2 separate regions of the Homo sapiens genome follow, and region 2 is linked to region 1. The links are chromatin contacts, found by Hi-C or POLR2A ChIA-PET in ENCODE. All regions are on one chromosome and are shown on one strand. Each heading gives the region's core, a stretch centred on a gene start or an enhancer-like site at or near the end of the contact. The rest is flanking DNA. Distances are from core to core; before and after follow the strand shown.

What was found. Hi-C counts contacts between places; a loop is a spot of excess contacts on that map. ChIA-PET counts read pairs that join two places held with the same protein, here RNA polymerase II (POLR2A). Pooled maps may share reads with other maps.
Region 2: a loop to region 1 is called in a map of endothelial cell of umbilical vein, with 9 times the contacts of the local background. The contact joins the enhancer-like site here to the promoter of CASP4 in region 1. A Hi-C loop is called at or near these places in 3 of 168 maps with a recorded cell type or tissue (IMR-90, endothelial cell of umbilical vein and mammary epithelial cell) and 3 of 50 pooled maps. POLR2A ChIA-PET finds 5 or more read pairs at or near these places in 1 of 52 experiments (T-cell).

What each region holds. Positions count from the first base shown.
Region 1 is chr11:104,964,806-104,971,219 of GRCh38, reverse strand. CASP4 (caspase 4) reads left to right here and starts at 2,646. Exons shown (of 9, transcript NM_001225.4): 1 at 2,646-2,701. The coding sequence starts at 2,695. LOC124902813 (a long non-coding RNA gene) reads right to left here. Exons shown (of 2, transcript XR_007062986.1): 1 at 3,060-6,414; 2 at 2,640-2,935. RefSeq lists an enhancer at 1,647-2,846.
Region 2 is chr11:105,241,007-105,247,420 of GRCh38, reverse strand. The region is part of intron 4 of LOC105369468 (a long non-coding RNA gene); the gene reads left to right. Among named protein-coding and RNA genes, the nearest start is that of CARD18, 100 kb to the right of the region's middle. Within about 2 kb of position 2,805, at least 2 of the 41 ENCODE cell types and tissues checked have a DNase peak (open chromatin) inside an H3K27ac peak, as active enhancers do; they include endothelial cell of umbilical vein, where a contact is called at or near this core.

The DNA of each region.
Region 1 (6,414 bases), core at 1,397-3,896:
CACAATCATTGACCTAATTTACATTCTCACCAACAGTGTCTCTTGAATACAGCACACTGATGAGTCCTGTCTTTTTGTCCAGCTTGCCATTGTGTGTCTTTTAATTGGGGAATTTGGCCCATTTATTTTAAGGTTAATATTGGTATGTGTGAATTTGATTCTGTCATCATGATGTTGCCTGGTTAATTTTGCAGACTTGTTAATGTAGTTGCTTCATAGTGTCATGGGCCTGTGTATTTTAGTGTGTTTTTATAGTGGCTGCTAACAGATTTTCCTTTCCATGACTACTGTTTCCTACAGGATGTCTTTCAAGGCAAGCCTGGTGGTGACAAAATCCCTCAGCATTTGCTTGTCTGAAAAGGATTTTATTTCTCCTTCACTTATGAAGCTTAGTTTGGCCAGACATTAAATTCTGGGTTGGAAATTATTTTCTTTATTAATGTTGAATATTGGTCTCCAGTCTTTTCTGGCTTGTAGGATTTCTGCTGAGAATTCCACTGCTAGTCTGATGGGCTTCCCTCTGTAGGTGACCTGGCCTCTCTCTCTGGCTGCCCTTAACATTTTTTCCTTTCATTTCAACCTTGGAGAATCTGACGATTATGTGTCTTGGGATTGATCTTCTTGTGGAGTATCTTACTGGGACTGTCTGAATTTCCTGAATTTGAATGTTGACCTGTCTTGCTAGGTTGGGGATGTTCTCCTGGATGATATCCTGAAGTGTGTTTTTTGACTTGGCTCCATTCTCCACATCTCTTTCAGGTACTTCAATCAGTCATAGGTTTGGTCTTTTTACATAGTCCCATAGTTCTGGAAGGTATTGTTCATTGCTTTTTATTTTTTTCTGTAATCTTTTCTACCTGCCTTATTTTAGCAAGATAGTCTTCAAGCTCTGATACTCTTTCTTCTGCCTGGTTGATTTGGCTATTGATACTTGTGTTTGAATCATGAAGCTCTCACGCTGTGTTTCTCAGCTCCATCATGTCATTTGTATTCCTCTCTAAACTGGTTATTCTAATTAACAGTTCCTGTAATCTTTTATCACGGTTCTTAGCTTCTTTGCCTTGGGTTAGAATATAATCCTTTAGCTCAGCAAAGTTTGTCATTACACACTTTCTGATACCTACTTCTGTCAGTTCATCCATCTCAGCTTCAGCCCTGTTTTGTGCCCTTGCTGGAGAAGTGTTGAAATCATTTGAGGAGAAAAGGCATTCCAGCTTTTGGAATTTTCAGCGGTTTTGCGTTGGTTTTTCGTCATCTTTGTGGATTTATCTACCTTTAATCTTTAAAGCTGTTGACCTTTGGATGGGATTTTTGTAGGGTCTTTTTTGTTGATGCTGTGTTATTGTTGTTTTATTTTTTTTTGTTTTTCTTCCAACATTCAGGCCCTTCCTCTGCAGGTCTGCTGCAGTGTGCTGAGGATCTACTCCAGACACTGTTCACCTATGTATCACCAATGGAGGCTGCAGAACAGCAAAGAGTGCTGCCTCCTCCTTCCTCCGGAAGCTTCTTCCCAGAGGATCACTGACCTGACGCCTGTTGGAACTCTCCTGTATGAGGTGTCTGGCAACCCCTGTTGAATGGTCTAACCCAGTCAGGAGGCCCAGGATCAGGAACTCACTTAAGGAAAGAGTCTGGCTATCCCTTAGCAGAGATGGTGCACTGGGCTGGGGGAATCCCCCTTGTCTGGATCGCTGATACTCTTCAGAGCCAGCAGGCAGGAAAGATTAAGTTGGCTGAACCTGAGACCGCAGCTGCCCCTCTCCGCAGGTGCTCTGTACCAGGGAAATGAGAGCTCTGTCTGTAAACTCTAGGTGGAGTTGCTGAAATTCCTGCAAGCATTTCTTGCCGGGAGAGGAGGGATGGATCCCGGTCCCACCTAAAGAAGCAGTCTGGCCATGATCTGCCACAGCGGCTGTGCTGCACTGTGAAGACTGCTGCCCAGTCCAATCTGCCCAGCCTCCCTAGCACTGGTAGGGAAAAACCGCTGACTAGAGCTGCAGTAATGGCAGTCGCCCCTCCCCTGGGGAACTCGGTCATCTCTGGCGTACTCCAGGCTGCTATGCTGGCTAGTGGGGATTCTAATCCAGCGGATCTAAGCTTGCAGGCTTCTGTGAGAATGGACCTGCTGCAAGGCCATTTTGCTCCCTGGCTTCAGCCCCCTTTCCATGGGAGTGGACGGGACTCCTGCCTCACTAGAGTTCCGGGAGCTGCTGGACTATGTAAAAACTCCTGCAGCTCAGTGCCTGCCCAAAAAGCTGGAAATATGAACTATTGGGTTAATTCTTATCAGGAAATGAAAAAGAGTTGTTAGATTAAACTTCTTCAGTCATTGTCGTTCTTTGTAATCAGAGAAAGAAAAACTGAGAGATCAGGAAGAGAAGAGACAGATGGATAGAAGAAGTTTGGGTGGCCACAGGAAACAAGAAAAGAAACAAGCTGAGGTGTCAACCCACAGGATAATATTTTGTCATTTTCATTTTTTTCCCCCAAGTCAGAAACTAAATTCCAGTAATTGGATGCCAATTTGCTGATGACAAGGCACTTCCTGATAATGAGTCTGGAATTCTGAGCAGCAGTTTCACAATCTGTAATTACACGTTTCCGCCCTTTGCAATAAGGAAATACATAGTTTACTTTCATTTTTGACTCTGAGGCTCTTTCCAACGCTGTAAAAAAGGACAGAGGCTGTTCCCTATGGCAGGTGAGTCCTTTTCTGACTAGGAGTTTGGGAGTAGGAACTTAGAAAACACTTGATTTATTGCTCTGAAATAAACACAAGAAAGGAAGTGAGCCGATAGCACACATGTTGAATTCCTTTTCTTACTGATTGTGTGTAGTTTGAATCATGGGACCTGGTGTTAGAGATATTGACGGAGGTCATATGTTTTCCAGATGTCTTTGAGCCAGAAAGAAGTTAATTCCTTTCTTTCAGCTTCTGGTAATCAAAGGGAGGGTAAAGAAAGCCAGAGGAAGTTATTTGTGTGAGACAATTCTAGAAGTTTCGAAATGCACTCTGAAATCTTTCTTTTGATTCCAAATTAATTGCCCAGATCACAAACCTTTTTCGCAGAATCAGATCTGAGAGCCTCTGAATTGTTATCTTCTTCGACATCTCTTATTGTGAATTACATTCTTGGTCTGTTTAAAGTGATTCAATTTTTTCCTCTTTCTCGTTGGTCCTGATACTGACTACTTTAATATAATATTTCATGGGTTAATATCACAGTTGTTTTGTTTTGCCGTTGTTATTGTTTTTAACTGGTATCCTTCCCTCCAGGACTTAACTCTCCAATCCATTCTGCACACAACTTTTAGGTCACCTGTCTTATACACAGAAGCTGAAAAAGCCTAAGGGATAGAGTTACTTAGGCAGCTAGTATTCCAGCAGGTCATAACGCTTCTTTGGCTTCATTCTCCTCACAGGAAAAGGAAGAAATTGGACTAGATCAGTGAATTCTAAACCTTATAACATATCGCAGCAATCTGTAGTCATATAAAAAAAGTCAGATGACTACCCCCTTCCTCACCGCGAATAGCTCAATCTTAAATACCCTGCAGGCATTTATTACCTTTGAAGATCGTCACATAATTCTTATGAAACTGACTTGACATAGGTTTGTTCTATTAGGAAAGTTGACCAGTTAGTTAACACTCTCTGCTTATCTGCTAGTGATCTATTAATGTAATTAACTTTGCTCAGGGACATACAGTGGCTCCCTATTGCCTTTTCTCTTTTTTACTATCTGAACTTTCAGACAATTTTTTCTACCTTTTGAAACATGTGTATCCAGTTTTTCCATTAATCTTTGTAAAGCATGATTTCAACTTCATAAAAAAATACTGTATTTACTTCACTCATATTACCTTGTTGTTGTTTCTTTACTCCTTTGATTCTCCCTATAGAACAATTCTCTCCGGGGTTTATGTCTAACTTCACAACATTTAACTTAAGCTCTGGAATCAAGGGATCATTAGATAAAGATAGGGTAAATTGAAAGCCACTAGTCAAAAACAAGTCGTGGTTTGATAATTATAAACAACCAAATGTAGACAGCTATTATTACCTTAAACTCTTGAGGAATTGTATCCTGTAATGTGTTTAAGCATTACATCACTTTGCCTGGAACCAAAACTGTGGTCCTGATAAGTTTTTTCCTCTAATTGATTCCTGCCATTTTTATTATCACTGCAGCTTTCATTCAGTGATTATTATAATAACAAAAAATAATCTATAGTAACCATTTCTTTAAAAAATACTTACCATATGATAGCTAATTCATGCACTCTCTCTGATTTAATATTTAACATCAATCAATACAGTTGTGCTATTATTTCCATATTGTAGTTGAAGGGGATACTTAGAGAATGCCTCCAAAATATGCTTTAGGTCAAAAGTCTGTTGAGAGGAGTGGTCTCAGGTTGGCATGACTCTCAAACTCTGCCATTAATCTAACTTTCTGCAAACATCTTCAAATACTTGCCCTGTCTCTGATCACTGCCACTTCAGTCCTGGCCTCACATTTCTATTCCTTCTAAAGCCCAGCTCTCCCAGTTTTCTGGTTACACGAGACACCCTCAAGCCTTTGTGCTTTTTTCCTTACTGCTCTCTGCCAAAAGACCAGCTCCTAGTTTTCCAGGGGACAAATTCCTACCAGTCCTTCAGGTCTCAGTGCCAAGCCCTCCCTTCTCTGGACAGCTGTACCTGAGACACACTTTGCTTATGCTTTTCTTGAGCTTCTGCTAATTATTTACATTCTTATAATATTTTTCATTTTACTTATTTGCATATGTATTTTTCCACTTGACTGCAAACTTCAAAGTGTACAGACATGCTGCCAAAGTGGTACCCCCAATAACAGCAGAGTAAGTTTCAAGAATTTATGCTCATTAAATATACCTGAATGGATAGGGGAATGAACATGCCTTCCTTCTGTTGAAATATCCAACATGCAACTATCATCTATTAAATGAAATCAAACTTACCTGGTTTGCTATTAAGAATTTGTAATCACCAGGTGGGTTCACCTTGCCCACTGCTTAGACAGAGCCAATTTATCAAGACAGGGGAATTGCAATGGCGTAAGAGTAATTCACGCAGATCCGGCTGTTCTGGAGAGGGTAGTGTTATTATTACTTAAATCAGTCTCCCCGAGCATTCAGAAATAAGAACGTTTAAAGATAATTTGGCAGCTAGGGGCTTGGGAAGTAGGAAGTGCTGATTACTCAGGTGGGAGATGGAATCATAGGGTGTCAAAGTGAGGTTTTCTTGCTGTGTTCTCTTCCTGGGTGTGATGGCAGAACTGGTTGGGTTAGATTACTGGTTTGGGTGGTGTCAGCTGATCCATTGAGTGCAGCGTCTGAAAAATATCTTAAGTGCTGATATTAGATTTTATAAAGTGATATTATCCCTGGGAGCACAATGGGGACATTCCAATTCTAGGAGCCAGAGGCTGCATGTCCCTTACATTGTAATTTTTAGTCTTGTAGCTAATTTGTTAGTCCTGCAAAGGGAGACTGGACCCCAGGCAAGAAGAGGGTCTTTTCGAGAAAAGGCTGTTACCGGTTTTGTTTCAGTCAAACCATGAACTGAATTCCTTCCCAAAGTCAGTTCGGCCTATGCCCAGGAATGAATAAGAACAGCTTAAGGGATAGAAGCAAGATAGAGTTGGTTAGGTCTTATTTCTTTCACTGTCGTAATTACCTCAGTTATAATATTGCAAAGGCAGTTTCAATCCCTCTGTTTGGGTTTTCTAATAGCTTAATCTTAAGGTGTAGGCTATGAAGATGGGAAAAGGCTGTCGATCACTCTGGCTTCTTCCTGCTGACAGGAGACATAGTGGAAATTAGAGTGAACCCCAAGGTGAGAAGAATGTAACCACTTTGCAACTGTCTGAGCATACTCATGCAGGACTGGCTGGGCTTCCAATGCTTGCAATGCAAAAACATTAGTACTCTCCTCTGTAGTTTTGCTATAATATTTAAGCCAACAGCCTCCTGTAAGGTAAATAACAAATCCTAGGATGAGGAGTACAATTCTCAATTTTAAAAGCAAAGATTGGAAAGCATTAATTTGGGGACTTCTAATCCACAAAGAATTTAGGATTTAGTCCAAACTGTAGGAAAAAACTCAAACAAAACTAACAATGGGTATATTATATGTTTTCTTTTGAAGCATAATTTTTCTCTCCAGACCCTATTTTTATTAAAAGTAAATTATAATAGAACTAATCTGTTTACCAAAATAAGCTTTAGTCTTACTGTACTTGGCCTGATTATTTGCATGAAGTGCAACAAGAATAATTATTTTTTATTTAGGCTGTTTTTTGTTTAAATTGGCTTTGATGGAACTCTGTTCCATGAGGAATCTCAGATAAGACTTTTTAAGAGCCAATCCCAGCCATGCATTTGTACCCT
Region 2 (6,414 bases), core at 1,556-4,055, 280 kb before region 1:
GAGTTTAAGCAAGGTCTGTTATTTTGTTTATCGTTCTAGGTGTAAAGTGAAATAACTTTGATTTAGAGAGTCTGTACTGGGAGAATTTTCATATATATGAAACTTAACTTCGGAAAAGTCAAATATGATGCACTAAATGACTCCAAGTGTAACTCGTAGGAGGAATTTCTCAAATAACTTTAAGTATGATTTATACGTATCATATATATTTGTTTCATAATAGTGTTCATTTTATTTGTTTCTTCATTCCCTGTGGTTATAAAGGGAGATATGAGGTCACAGTGGGTCAAGCGTTTTATAGATGATTTGACAACAACTGTTCAATACCAGGAAAATAAACAGAAGTTGAAATCGTACATGTATTCATAATTAAAGTCATACTTCAGCAAGCTGGCTTTAAATATACAACATATAATTCTTTTAAATCAGACTCTCTGAATCCATGACCGCCATGTCTTCATGAAGCTGTCCTTCCTCAATCCCCATCTGTTTTAAGGGTTCCACCCATGTTCTTCCTTAGCACCCTGAGTATTTACTCTATTTACCTATTTGTCATGCTAAATTATGGCATAATAAATAAGGCAACCAATTCTTGATGTCTTATTATGTTCTAGTGCTGGGCTAAGTAAAATACTATATATACCATATTATTAAATCCCTAAGACAAACAAATATCTGCGTTAGATTTTATTATCTCCATTGTATACCAAATGAAACCTTCTTTGAGAAATTAAGAATCTTGTACAAGGTCACATGGCTAGGAAATTCTGAAAATGGGATTAAACATGGGATTAAATCCCATGTCGGATCGGTTTTACTTTAAAGCCTCCTACTTCCATTTATTTGTCTACCTTTCTATTATATTGCAAATTTTTACGAGGTCAAAGGACTTAGACTTTTATCAGAGAAATTTCTGCCACTGTCCCTGAAAGATGAAAAAAAAAGTGTAAAGACCAGCAATTAGAATTTTAAAAAATCTATTCCAGTGATTCTGCACTCTTAGAAATAGACGACACCTTCCTTGCAGTCTTATATTCAAGGAAGCTAATTTTCCTTATCTATTTGAAAACTAAAGACACTGATATGCCACAGTGAATATAAGATAAGAATGCCACAGACTTTATAATTAGCATCCATTCTTCACAGAGGATAAGCAGGATTAAAGTCTAGTTAACAAAATGAATTATATTTCCTGAATGCTTGTAATTTAAATCTATGTGGTTGAGTTGTTTTTACAAGAAGCAAGAAGCAAGTAGGTAACTCCACAGGCAGCTGGTAGAAGGCACCGAAGCTAGATCTATACAACTACATGCCCTTGGGTGTTTTAACCAAACTCTTCAGCTAACCTCTTGGATTACACTATTTTAAACAGATCAAGGCAGTGGGAACTGTACATTTGGAAGAAATAATTGCTATCTAAACTATACATGGTTGGACTGCATTCATTCAGGCTTTGTGGAACATTTATTTGTGCACATTTTAGCAAGTTGCTCAACTTTCTGTGATTTATTGTTTTCACTTACTGAATGGGTGTAGAGTAATAACTATGGTCATCTTAGAAGTTTATCTGCATTAAGTAAACCTCCTACCAACACGGTAAGGTAGCGACTAATTATTTTTCTCATTTTACAAATGAAAAAAAGAGGTACAGTGAAATAAAGTAGTATCGAACGTGACAGACCTCATAAACAATGGAGTTTGGAACCAATGCCAGTTTACCAGACAAGGTATGCTTAACTACCACAGACAGCCACCATAATTACACTATTTCAAAGGTTTCTGTGGGATAAAAAAGTAGTTTCCAAGAAATACTGATGTCTGGCTTCCAACCCCTGTGCATTCTGTTTCATTGGTATGAAGTGTAACTCAGGCTTTGGGATTTTTCAAAGCTCCCCAGGTGATTTTCAGGTTCAAAGTTTGAACCCAATGGTATAAACACTTTAGCAGAGAGCATGACACACAAAGTGAAGGTGATAAATATCATCTCTATTAATACTCCTATTATTATTAATGGTATCATTAGAAACTGGTATGAAAGCAAAACAGGTGAATTATTTTTTAAATGACAAAATATAAGGCAAGGACAAAACAAAATGAAACAACAAATTAAGTGGTATGTGGCCACCATCTTTTCCTGTTAAAAAGATAAATTTTAAAATTGCTTTGTGTAAAAGATAAACTAAAGAAAAGTGGATGCTGACAAAATAAACCAATGAAACAGTAATAGACCTGAAACTTGGCTTTTAGTTGAGTTCTACTGGATTCTGTTTTCTGGTTTGAGTCAGAGAAAATCCACTTTGGAGCTTCCCATTTAGCTGGCTATACAGGGACAAAGCCTAAAATATTTATCAGGAATACAACCATTTCTCACATGGTTCATATTTTTCATGAGATTTTGAAGTTTTCTGTAGTGATTACTGAGTCACTTATAGCTTTGCACAGAAGAAAATTTGCATTCAAGGAGCTCAGGCAATATTCAGCAGTTTCCTATCATTATAACTGTCTATAATATTTCTAAACTGTCCCACCTGTAGAAATGGATATAGACTTTTTTGATCTCTCAATATTTATTTCAGCCTTATGATTCTGTTGATAAGATTATACATTAGCAAAACCTAATGCTTAGAATGAATATACAACTGAGGTACTAGACACAATTTCAAGTTACAGTGAGTTTCTCTCTGTCTCTAGTTTTTCATCCTTCAGCTGTGGCTTGCTTTAGGCAAAGGACATGTGGTTACTAATTTTAGTTTGTCATTACTTGAGTTTCCTAAGGTCAGCTAGCTGTGGTGACTGGAAGGAAATGCATGCGTGCGTGAGTGTATTAGTCAGAACAAGGGAATTATTTTTACATCAATCTGCAGCCTTTGTTTACTTGTCCTAGGGATGACGTAAAAATATTTTCATACAATCTATTAAATTTAACTTACTTTTACATTTAATGTTTCAAAACTCTGTACATAAAGTAAAAATAATATTGACAGTTTTTACTGTGAAGAAAGAGTGAAAACATTAATATATTTTGCCTTTTTCCCTCTCTCTCTGAGTCCCTATGACAGCTGAAGGGTATATCTAGCCTAATGCTGAAGCTACTGAATTTATTTTCAGGATATTTTAATGCTGTCAGAATATATACAACTACAAAAATACAACTAACTCTATTATCGTAAGTACCATGATTGACATTTCTGTCCACAAAAAGGTACATTATGTGTCCATAATGTATTAGACAGAACAAATCTATAAATTTCCTATGCAATTTTGTCATGAACAATATATGACCTAAAAACTAGGTTTCTTCAATTTGTTACAGTAAATGGATTCTAGCAAATCAGAATTTTCAGAGCATGAATATAATCAATTCTAGCTTAGCTATTCTGGTTTAGAAAAGTCAGCTCAATTATTTCCAGTCTTTTAGACATCTCCTAACAAGAGAGCATTTGGTTATTTAAACAGCATCACAATAAATTGTGTATATTATATTACCTGGAAAGTATATTTTTAATATCTGATTCTATACACACATATATAGAGTCAGATATACCATACAAAATAATTTAATTTTCCATATGCAGAAGAAGCACATCAGTAGAAAAGCCAATGATATTTTGCTCTTTTACATGTTATGTACATGTTACGAAAAATAACTTTCTCCTTTGAATTCATTGTTAGGACTTTGTACAGTGCTGCCAATTACTTTCAAATGTGAGAGAGGATATATATCTAGTTGGAATTCAACTGTAATTTAGCCTATAAAATACGATCTTACAAATAAACATTAATTGTTGCTGTTTCCACCAGGCTGTAGTTTTCTAAACCATTAATTGACTTCCTAGTCACCAATTGATTTTTGTGATTTACAAAATTAAAAATAGGCCAGGTGTGGTGGCTCATGCCTGAAATCCCAGCACTTTGGGAGGCCAAAGCAAGAGGTTTGCTTGAGGCCAGGACTTGGAGACCAGCCTGGACAATGTAGTGAGATCGCATCTGTACAAAAAATACGAAAATTAGCCTGGTGCTGTGGCTCATGCCTGTAGTCCCAGCTACTTCGGGAGATTGAGGTGGGAGGATTGCTTGAGCCCTGGAGTTGGAGATTACATTGAGCCATGATCCTGCAACTGCACTCCAGTCTGGGAGACAGAGTGAGACTCTATCTCTAATGAATGAATGAATGAACAAATGAATAAAAATTTACAATGAATAAAGTAGTAGCATATTTTTCCTTATGTTCTGTGTTTACAGAGTCTGATCTTTAATTTGCCAAGTTTGATCTATATTTATATTAAAATGACTTTTCTTTCTACCAAAGAAAATCTAGCAGAACAATCTTAAAGAGACTCTACCAATTACGAAATAAGTTTTAGTCATTATTCTAAGAGTGATTTGCTATTTGACCTAGCAAGAACATTAGTAATTCTGGTAGAACGTGGTTCTGATAATCTTCAAGAAGACATAGATGGCCCATTTGTCTTCATGCTTTTCCCTAGCTCAAAGTACCTGGGGTCCGTTCCTGAGTGCTGTCAGCCTATCTCACTTTCCTTTATATACTATGCACTTAATCTCAGGCCATGTACCAATGGTAACTGCTATGCTTGCTGACCTCTACAGTGGGAAATTACCAAGTCGGAACCTCTTTCAATTCCCAAAAGCTCTCCTTGTTTTCTTAGTCATTCTAGTATTATCTCACATCAGTGGATTTACTCCTTCAGGAACATGCATATAGGAACCGCCAACCAAAGAGAGGCATTTCACTAGGCACATGAAGAAAGGGGATATTAAAAGTGAAACAACCATATTGGATCAATCACCTGAAACTTTTATTTTAAAGGTCAAATAAGTGTTGAGGAAATTGGGATAGTCTTGGAAGGGCTAGGAAAGAAAATTAAGGGTACACACAGAACCTTTCCAGAGTAGGACGTATTTTATAGGAGAGTTAGTTTTGTTCAAGTGTAGCATAAATTGGAAGCCACCTTGACCCCCAACTATTTAGCAAAATGGCTGGGCTTTGGGAATATTGGCTGAGCATGTATGTGTCAAGCAAAAAAGACACAAACTGAGAGACCAGGTATGAGAAAACATGATGTATTGTACTGACATCTAGGTAAACCAAATCATTTTATCAATGTACAAGCATCTATAGAAAGTGTAGTATCTGTTTTTAACAGAGACATCAAGTAGCAGTGACTAAAACAACTGTCTCATTGTGGCCTCCAGTCCACTCTTAACCAAATACAGATGTGTCCCCAGCTCCCTTCTCTTCCATCCCTATCTACACAGTACATATTCCCAGTGGTCCACCATCACAACCATTTGCTTGTCAATACCTCCAAATCCCTTTCTTTTTTCTACATCCATCGGAGTCACAGGGAATGGCTGTAGGTATATTATCTCACAAACTTGCTTATGGTATCCACTTGAGTTATTTTTTAAAATACTTTTTTTGTTATTTTAATTGATGAATCATAATTATATACATTTATTGCATACAATGTGATGTTTTATCTTGATATCTATACATGCAGTATAGAATAAACAAATCAAGCTAATTAACATATCTTACCTTTCTGGTCATTTTTTTTTGTGGCAAGATATTTGAATTTTATTCTCTTGGTTACTTTGAAATACACAATACATTATTATTGGGAACTCAATACTTCCTAACAATTCTACTATTTCTTTAGTGTGTTTACTCTCTTCCCTTTTGGAAACAACTGTTTTATACCTAGTTTTATTTCGTCAAACCAGTAGCATGGTATCCCAATTCATTCTGGCCTGAAAACCTAATCTTACACTTCATTGATAAAATGGAAGTTAATGGAAACAAACAAAACAACAACAACAACAACAAAAACGCTACCTCATCTTCTCTTCACCAAAGCCTGCACTTCTGTTAAGAGGAATGAAGCGTTCCTGCCCTATCATAGTGCAGTCCCTCTTCCTTCAGTTCTTGGCTTCATTTTTTTCTATCTCCTGGACTCACCCTTAACATGCATTCTTTTCTTCTGCATTTCAACAAATCCTGATCTACTTGATATTTTATGGTCATGTATAGACACATTCAGGAATTATTTTTCTTTAAAGTATTTCTCCCATAACCTCATTTCACCTTTCAGCTCCTACTCAATGTCTTGTCTCCCTTAGAGAAAACTCTACATTCTATACTCATTATCTTCATTTTTGTCCACATTGCCAAGTCTTACCACTCCACTAAAACATCTTTTTCAAGGTTGCCATAGTCATAGTGTTGCTTTATTAGCCACTGGCCACATCCCTGTTTTTTATCTTTATTAAAACTTAGAATTTGAAACAACTGAATACTCACTCTTTCTTGAAATATTCTGTCTTAGTTATTGGAATCCCCTGCTGTTGTAACGTTTTCTTTTTCCTTTCTTCCTTTACCACCTCAAACTGGTT